2 separate regions of the Mus musculus genome follow, and region 2 is linked to region 1. The links are chromatin contacts, found by Hi-C or POLR2A ChIA-PET in ENCODE. All regions are on one chromosome and are shown on one strand. Each heading gives the region's core, a stretch centred on a gene start or an enhancer-like site at or near the end of the contact. The rest is flanking DNA. Distances are from core to core; before and after follow the strand shown. Region 1 overlaps Phactr2 (phosphatase and actin regulator 2). Region 2 holds the start of Phactr2 (phosphatase and actin regulator 2).

Region 1 (4,620 bases), core at 833-3,332:
GGTTGGACAGAACCCAAATCTCCTTATGTGTCCTTGGATTATCACTCTTAAGCTTTTAGCCACAGTCTTCATTTCTTTTCTGTTGTTTTGACAAAATATCCCAACAAACACAGCTTAAGGGTAGAAAAGATGTCTTGTGGCTCATGACTCCAGGTTAGGGTCCATCATAGCTAGGAGGCTGAAGTTGCAGGCAGCAGGAACGTGGGCAGGAATAGAAGTGATTCTCAGCTCGCTTTTGTCACCCTTAGACTTCAGGATTTCCTGCCTGGGGAATAACGCCACCCTCGGTGGGCAGGTCCTCCTACCTTAGTTATTCCCGATTAAGATTATTCCTCACCGGCATCCTGGAAGGCTAACGGGATCTAGCCAGTCCCTTGTCGAGACTCTGTTCTCAGGTGATTCTACGTTATGTTTTGTGGACAACCTGAACCATCAGAGCAGCCAGGCACTCTGTTCTGTCTCTCCTCCCTCCCATGGTGACCATGTCGCCTCTTTACTTGACTGGCTTTTGTTCCTGTCACACTAGCACTTTCTCTTCTCAAATCCTCTAGCTCTGTGCACCACTGTGGAGTAATTCCGGTCCTCAAGTCCCTGGAGTCATTCTGAAAGCAGCAGTTGTGGTTTCGGGGTGTTTGTTTATGAACACCACAGAGGTCTACATACCGGGCACAATTCTGGCTTCCCTCTATCTTCAGTTTCCCTATTGAGAGTGAAAAGCATCCATACTTCTTCTCACAGCTCCTACTGTTTCTAGCTTTGGTCTTAGATTTTCAAATGGTCGTTTGCTTCAGGTGGGGCTTCCCTCTGCTGGTTCCCTCAAACCTTGCCAGGACGCACAAATTGGTGAGGTGAAGTGTGAACTTTCCTCTTCATGGTTGGCTGAGTTCAACTTTTGATCTATCAGCATGTGGCTCGGGCATACCAGAGTTCTGAATACTCTTGGAGCTGAGGGGTGGGGCTGGGGGCAGTGAGAGGAATGGGGCTTTGAAGAGATTGAGGAGGCTGCAGCGCTCACATTTAGAAAGGTCCTAGCCACCACCACCACCACCACCACCACCACCCCACACTGCTCGTTCAGTATCACAGGGAAAACTTGAAAATAGCTACTATGCATACTTTGCATAATAGCAATCATGAAGTTGCATCTCTCTCTCTCTCTCTCTCTCTCTCTCTCTCTCTCTCTCTCTCTCTCTCTCGTGTGTGTGTGTGTGTGTGTGTGTGTGTGTGTGCAGGTCCACACACCATACGTGTGCATGGGCAGGTAAAGACAGGGGGTCATGATCAGATGTACTCCTTGCTGGCTTTCTGTGTTGATTTAGAGATGAGATCTCTAATTGAACCTGACTGAAGCTCTGTATTTCAGTGAGGCTGGGAGCCACTGAGACCCTGGGCTCTGCCTCTTTCTGTCACCTCAGCACTGTGCTTGTGTTCCTTCAAGCCTTGATTTTACACAGGTGTTAGTGATTTGAACTCAGGTCATCACGGTTGCATATAAATATTTCACCCCACCCAGCTGTCTCTCCAACCTGAAAGATGGCTTTTTGTTTTCAGTGTGCTAAGAATTGAAATTCTGGCTTCACAGCTCCTAGGTAAATGTTCTATCCTGAGTCATATTCCTGGCCCTCTTTCTCTTTATATCTTAAACACTTCTTTTCTGTTGTTGTGTACTTCCCTTTATTATGACTTTCAAAGAGCCAGGGTACCTGAGTACTTCCTTCTTGGTCAGTCTCACAAAAGATCCTGGGTAGTGAATGGGACGCTCAGAGTTCAGATGCTGGTTCTAGGTCCCGTGCCAACTCGAAGGAAGGTTGGCTCATTTTTACCTCTGTTAAATGGGGTCTAAGATGTTTTATATCGTGGAACCGTGACCAAAGTCAAGAGAATCAGTGAGTTGTAGAGCCCTTTCTAATAGGCTGGACTTAGTATCGAGTCATACAATCTCGGCGCCTGTACCTCGAGGCTATGGCAATTGTGGGGATCGGTCACCTTGTTCTCCTAAAGCTCCCAGGCAGCCTGGAGCCTGGACATAGATGGAGAACCTGCTGCTGGCTCAGTCTGGCTGTAGCCTCCAGCTGGGTAAGAGGGACCTGGCGCAGAGCTGTGCGGCTATGTTTGGGAAGGAAATCTCTTTCCCTCTCCCTCTCTCCTGTGTTTAAGCTGTTAAGCACAGACAGCTATGAAAACTGGCATGTTTCTGTATTTTCAGATACTATTTTTCCATATTTGACGTGCTTTTGTATTCTCATTTTTTAAAGAGTGGCTATACCTCAAGCCTGGCATGTTCCTTGCACTGTATAAGAGTCCAGTAGATGTTTGGCACCCCGAACTCTGCTATAAGCAGACAAGAACTGCAACTACAAGCTTGGTGCTTATTTATCCTTATCTGAAAGTCACTACAGCATCCTAGTGCTCATTTTGGATTTCGGGAATGCCTTGTGCTGCAGAGGTGATCCTTGCCAGGTCTGCCTGTGTTGCTACTTTCTATATTTCCATCAGCTGCCTTTCTCCCTAGAGAATGTTTGCCTCTGTCCTAATCCTCCCAACCCCTTCCTAATAGGACCATCTAGCGCACATCTGTGTCCGTGAGAAAGGATCCCACTTTCCCGCCTCTCTAGCAGCTTAGTGAGGCTGTGTAATTCATTCTGCCAGTGGGCTGGAATGGAAAGCTGTGTTTCTAAGTGGCTGTGATAACCAAAAGCTCATGTGTAATTCTGGCTTTCCTTATCACCTGAAGAGGTCACAGGGTTAGGACAGGACATCTGTACATGAATAGAGTGTCTGTTGGCCTGACTCTGATACCGCATAAAGACAATTTCCTTGGGGAGTAATCTGGCCCACAATATACCTGGTGCAACTGAGAAATAAACATTGCTGATACGAGGCCCACAAGCCTGGGAATGATTTGCGAGTATGGCACAGTTTAGTCTATTCCCAGTATCACACATTCCATCTCAAAAGTCTCTCAGCCTAGTTATCGATTTCCAGACCTTCCTGGTATGTGCACAGTAAATCTGGAAAATCTCTGCATGTCTACATTTTTTTTTTTTAGATTATATACAAGTAAGCTTTACAACATGATATGTGTAGCTTGGTATGTGGAGTAATTCTATCTGGGTGATTGTCTTGTTTGAGTTTTAGATATTAATTTACATCTATAATTTGATTATGTTTATTACAAATGATGTTTCCCTCTCATTCTTAAAGGTTGCATAAATATACCTTAAGATTTCATTTTGGAGAACATGAAGCAACTCGAAGAGAGATCTGAAGTAGTTGAGAGTGTAATAATTAATATCAGGAATGGCAAAAATATAAGAGGTGGTGCTCAACTGATAGACGTTTGGAGAAGTTGGGTCTGAAAGATCATTTAGCAGAACATCTGTCAAACAAGACCTCCATGAGATGGGGAGGGGGATTTATATTTTTTTATATCAGAGTAATTTAGTATTAGTTCATGGCTGCTTCAAATGAGCTGATAGTATTACATGTGTGTGTCTGTGTGTGTATATCTGTGTGTGTGTGTGTGTGTGTGTGTGTGTATGTCTGTGTGTGTGTCTCTGTGTGTGTGTCTACATATCTTTGTGTATATGTGTGTGTGTGTATCCTCTGTCCATGTAGAGTTTAGAATAACACCTCGAGTTTCATTTCTCAGATGCCACCCACATATTTTGACATAGTCTCCCACTGACCTGCGTATTAGTTACTTTTCTACAGCTGTGGCAAGACATGATAAAGGAAACTTGTAGAAGTAAGAGGGGGCTCCCAGTTCCAGAGACTTAGAAAGGACCGACTCCCAAAGTTATCCTTTAATAAATGTGTGTCATGGCAGGAAGACAGCCATGTTTGTGTGCACATAGTTATGAACATCAAACACACAAACAGGAAGTACGTTAAATACACGGAATATATTAATTCTATTTATAATATGTATATATATGGAAATACACTTGTCTTTTAAACCTTTAGGGCCATAGGATTGTACTCAAACGTAGACATGGCATATTTATAAAATCATACAGAAAATAACCTTTGCAATGTTCAAAAAAGTCAGGAACATTTTTTCTTTTAGTCAGAAAACAGTTCCTACTTCAAAAATTTTCCAAGAGGACTGGTGAGATGGCTCAGCAGGTAAGAGTACTGACTGCTCTTCCGAAGGCCCTGAGTTCAAATCCCAGCAACCAGATGGTGGCTCACAACCACCCGTAATGAGATCTGATGCCCTCTTCTGGTGTGTCTGAAGACAGCTACAGTGTACTTATTTATAATAATAAATAAATCTTTGAGTGAGGGGCCAACTAGAGCAAGTGGGGTTGACTGGAGCGAGCAGAGGTCCTGAATTCAATTTTCAACAACCAGATGAAAGCTTACAACTATCTGTACAGCTATACTGTATACTCATATGCATAAAATAAATAAGTCAATCTTAAATTTTTTCCAAGAAATAATGTTTCTTATCCACCCCGAACTCATATTTGACCAAAGATGAGCATTGGTGGCCTCGCAGCACGTAAGAATGTGAAAGCCCCAGTTTAGTTTTCATGTGGGTCCTGAACAGCTAGAGTCGGGGCTATCCCAAAAGCTGTTGCCTGTATGTGGGATATGTTCTTCCAGCTGGGCTGC
Region 2 (4,620 bases), core at 1,353-3,852, 37 kb before region 1:
GGAAGGAAGGAAGGAAGGAAGGAAGGAAGTCAAAGAAGAAAGGGCCCATAGATCACCAATTGTTAAGATCCTGAGCCAAGACTGGGATGGAAGTGGCTTTTGGGGACTCATCTCTGCACAGCTCAAAGCTATGGGTAGGATTTCCCAGGCAAAGTCTGTCAAAGGCAAAGATATGAAGGACAGTTTCTCGAACTCCAGGCAACTCAAAGCAATCCAAGCAAGAGTGTGGGAAGGGGACAGGACTAGAGTCACACCAGGGGAGCCGAGTGTTCTAGAAACCAGAGAGAAGCCAATGTTCAAGTGCTTTCAAGTCAGATATAGCAACAGCAGGAAATTCCCATGCATGGACATCTTGGTTCTCTGAATTTATGGCTACCAACACTGCTCTACAAAGTAGTGGTGTCAGAAGTCACACCACAGCTACAAGGGAATACACAGAAAACATAAGGACACAGGAATGGTCGTGTGGAAACGGTGTGGGAATGAAGGAGGGTAAACTGAGGGAAGAATATAGAGGGAGAGATCCTAACACAGTGCCTGGTCCCACACAAGGTACTCAGAGACATTTCTCAAATAAAACGTGAAGTGCTGAGTTGCTAAACAGGTGGCTAATGTAGAAATACTAGGTTATATTTCCTGGGTTCTAAAGCTTTGGATGAGCCATTTATCTCTATGAAGATGACACAGAAGATCGACCAAAGGATGGAGAGGCAGAGCCTGAAGGATGGATGCACACTCATGAAGCAAGCAACAGGAGAGAGATGCCTTGTATCTCCTAGGTAGTCTGGAATGCATGTTCCAGAACGAAGATTGACTTGCAAGCTGGGAGGGAACACCAGAGGACACCGTCAGAATATGGACAATCCCAAGAGCAGGTGTGGGACACAGTGGATGACAAACTGGCAAACGTGGTGACACGCTCCACTGTAATGTAAGTTTTCCATTGTAATGTAAGTAGACATTGTAAGGTATACTCTCATGGACTAATCTAGTTATGATCCAAAACAATCCAAGGGTGATTATTTGGGCTAAGTATAACCTCTAAGTGCCCCCTGCTACCTTACCACTGCCTTCTCTGAAACCACAGAGCTCTCTTCTGCTAAACCACACAAGAAACCAAGAAAGTGGAGTACTTTTAGAGCACCATCCTTTGTTTTACATAATTTAGTGTGTGTGTGTGTGTGTGTGTGTGTGTGAGAGAGAGAGAGAGAGAGAGAGATCTGCAGGACAACTTGAGGGAGTCAGTTCTCTTCTTCCGGTTTGTAGGTCACAGGGATGGACCCGGGATCCTCAAGCTTGCCATAGGAGCTTTACCTAGCCATCTCACCTGGTTCTGGAGTAGTGCCCATTCGCAAACTTTGTTAGCAGGAAAGAGTTAAAGCAAGTCCAGACGATTTCTGCTGACGGTGACAATACCCACCCCACTGCACCCCACCCCCACCCCACCCCCACAGAGTTGCTGTGAGAAAAAAAGCCTTTAACAGCTTGTACTGTGAACAGCGTGACCTAGTTGCTAGGCCCTTTCCGTGTCTGTGTTTTCTAGCTTTCCTCTCTTGGTTCTTGTTTCTCTCTTACCTTAAGCATGGGCTTATTTTCTTGTTAGATGAAATACTCCATACAAATCGAACCTGAGGTATGTGTGAATGTGTGTGTAGGGGGAAGGGGGCGTGGCGTTGTGATGGTTGTGTCCTCCCTTCCCCTCTCTGTCTCCTTCTCTTCCTGCTGCTGTCTATGGTGCCTTTGTGAAGCCCAGCAACGCGCCTCCACTGTCAAGAACTTGCAGAGATGGTCAGCTACTTAGCTTACAGCTTTTCACTTCTGGGCCAGCCTCTACTTGGGGACCTATCTGGGTAACTGATAAAGCTGAGATTTCAATTGGCAAAACCAACGTCCCCTTTGCCAGGCATCCCGGCTGCTCTTCCTTTGGAAAGCATTCACTCAAACCTCACATCTGTGACACGAATTCAGCCCTTAAAAGACTGATCTTTTTAAAAACCACGACCTTTGAGTCTGACCCAGTATACACGGAAGCTCAAGAATGTGGGGCTCTGAGAGACAGAGATGAGCTTTGACAAGGGCAAGAGGCGAATCTTGCAGGGAGGACCAAAGGACCAGACTTCACAAGCGACTCCAGATCTGCCAGGAATCCTCCTGCAAACCCAGTGCCCTTTGGCTCCGGTGTTTTGCACCTGTAAACTACATATGACAGTCATTGGGTCCTAGTCCTATTATATTACAAGACAGCCAGGTGTGTGCACGCCTGTCCCCACCCCTCGGCGACCAAGTGCAAATGAGGCTGTTAACTCTGACCTTGCATCTCAGCTCTGCAGCTGAAACTCCACTTCTCTGAGACCCTTTGGTTGAGCCGCTTTGGGTCAGAGGCGACAGACCCCTGTCTTACAATACAGGAGCCGCGCCTGGGGGTGGGGGTGGGGGGCGGAGCAGCCGGAGCAGCCGGAGCAGGTTCTAGGGCACCGAGCGTGGCAGGCTCGGAGGCCGGTGGCTGTCGCCCGCGGGAGCGAAAGCCGGCTGTAGGCGGCTCCTTCCTGTGCAAACTTTTCTGTGCTCTTCCTCCTCCCGCGCTGCGCCCCGCTGCTTGCGGCCGCCTCCCCGCCCTGCCAGCCGGCCAGGGGCTCCACGCGGGGCCGCGGCGGACAGCGCAGCCCTTTGCGCCGGCTCCACCCTGCCTGAGCTTGCTCCCTCCTGGCGCCTAGAGCGGATGGCGGAAGCCGGCAGGAGTCCTGAGATGTCCCCGGACCAGCCAGCGGGCCAGGAGGCGGCGGCGGCGGAGGCTCTGGACCCCGAACCCGAGGCTCCCGGGCCACCGGTGCCTTCCCTGCGCTGGCTTCCCGGGGATCCGAGTCCCCGTGGCCGCTCCCAGAGCGACCTGTCGTCAGCCTCGAGCCGGGGCCGCCCGCTCAGAGTCCACATCTCCGGCTCAGGTAAGGGTGGCTCTGAATGGCCCGGAGTGGTCCAGGGAGGGCTAACCCCGGCAGGTGAGGATCGCCGTATGGCGATCTTCCCTGGACGTTCGGGAGCAGCCGTGGGGGTTAGGGGACGAGAGCAAGGGCGAAAGCTGTAGTCCCCACATCGCCACCTCCTGCTGGGCTTCAAAGGCTTGGTGTCCCTTGGCTGAGCGGCAGGCGACCGGTGGGTGCGCCCGAGTGGGTGCGCCGCTCTTCTGCGCGGGTGCCCACAGCGCGATTTTCGCGGGTTCCCCTGGACTCCCGCTTGGTTGTGCAGCGCCAGGCGGCACCAGTTTTGGCTTTGGGTCTAGGGCTAATTTGGTTCTTGGGCTATTTGGTCTTTTATGGGACTGTGGTCCTTCGGAAGGGTGTGGTCCCTTCACTTCATGGGTAAGCACAGGGTTTGAAAGGTAACCCTACTCACTCCTACTTCTGAAATAGAGATTTCTTGGAGCGGGTCGGGAGGGGGTTGCTGGTAACAGGATAGGGGAATCCAGTTTCCCTGACTGTGAAAAGCCATAGAGGTGTTATTGAGAGCTAGGCCTGGCTCTGTGTGTGTGTGTGTGTGTCTGCTGTAATGTTCTCTGGAAAGCCTGGGGCCAGTATTGCTGTTGTAGAGAGAAACCTGTGTCCTGTGTCCTCTAAGGACAGGCGACAACTAGGAACTTCACTGAGACCCAATGCTACCCAGGCTGCGGTGAGTGAAGGAGGACAAATTGCTTAACTTTGTCTCAGTGGTCAACGTGGAACGATGGTGATGGTATGGCATATCAAGTGGAGACATTAGGCAGATTGTCGTTATTTAAAATATCCCGAGAACTGGAAAAACTTTTGTCTTTAAGTCCAACAGTTTTCAAGGGTGGTTTTTTGTTTGTTTGTTTATAATTTTCAACATGTGACCGCTGCATGGGAACTAGAGAAGGACGGGGCGCGGGGGGCGGGGGGGGGCATGAGAATGACCAGTTTCAGGAAAACGCTTACTAATGCGAACTGCACCCCCCAACACACATTCCCCTGCGGTGTCTTTCCCCACGTTCTGAGGTCTGGGGTCATGCCTTCCTTGATGATTTTCCCCGTTTGTTTATTTGTGTATGCGCGCACGCAGGTACACCTCAGAATGCATGGAGAAGTCGGAGGCCTTGTTCATCAATCCACTAAGCCTCCTTTCCAAACCCTTTCACAGTCTTGAAAGCAACCTCATCCAACCAAAGCCAAGTTCTTGCTTGGAAAGCACACATTTCAGTGGCCCTTGTCTCCACTTCAGCCACCTAACTCGGTTATGTTACGCTATGATCTTTGCTACCCCATGTGTTCAAGAAGCATCAACAGTGTTTCTTATCTGATTTTGGAGATCTCCTTGGACAAAGGCAAGTCAGATGTTAAGCTTAAGTTGTGAGATGCCCACGCCAAAAGTTACTTTGTGAGAAGTGTTGAGTTTGGAAAGACGTTTTTGCTTTCTCTTTGGGGCCAAACAGAATTGGAGCTGTAAGTGATCTTGACTGACTTCTTATAAGATGAAAGGATTAACCATTCTGAAGACCCAAAGAGAGAAGTGAGTATTAGTTTAGCTGGTGTCGGTAGATAAACACATATAACTGTCTCAGGTTTTTATTTGTAAGGCTAGGAATTAAAGTTGCACGCTGGCAATAGCAGT

The links. A loop is a pair of places that touch in the nucleus more often than their neighbours do. ChIA-PET counts read pairs that join two places held with the same protein, here RNA polymerase II (POLR2A).
Region 2: a map of heart shows a loop between it and region 1 (2.4-fold over the local background). The contact joins the promoter of Phactr2 here to the enhancer-like site in region 1. A Hi-C loop is called at or near these places in 3 of 37 maps with a recorded cell type or tissue (T-helper 17 cell, heart and v-Abl transformed pro-B cells). POLR2A ChIA-PET finds 5 or more read pairs at or near these places in 1 of 5 experiments (embryonic stem cell).

What each region holds. Positions count from the first base shown.
Region 1 is chr10:13,434,598-13,439,217 of GRCm38, reverse strand. All of the region lies in intron 1 of Phactr2 (phosphatase and actin regulator 2), which reads left to right. Among named protein-coding and RNA genes, the nearest start is that of Phactr2, 37 kb to the left of the region's middle. Within about 2 kb of position 2,082, at least 1 of the 3 ENCODE cell types and tissues checked has a DNase peak (open chromatin) inside an H3K27ac peak, as active enhancers do; it is heart, where a contact is called at or near this core.
Region 2 is chr10:13,472,378-13,476,997 of GRCm38, reverse strand. It overlaps Phactr2 (phosphatase and actin regulator 2), which reads left to right and starts at 2,602. Exons shown (of 13, transcript NM_001195065.1): 1 at 2,602-2,942. The coding sequence starts at 2,720.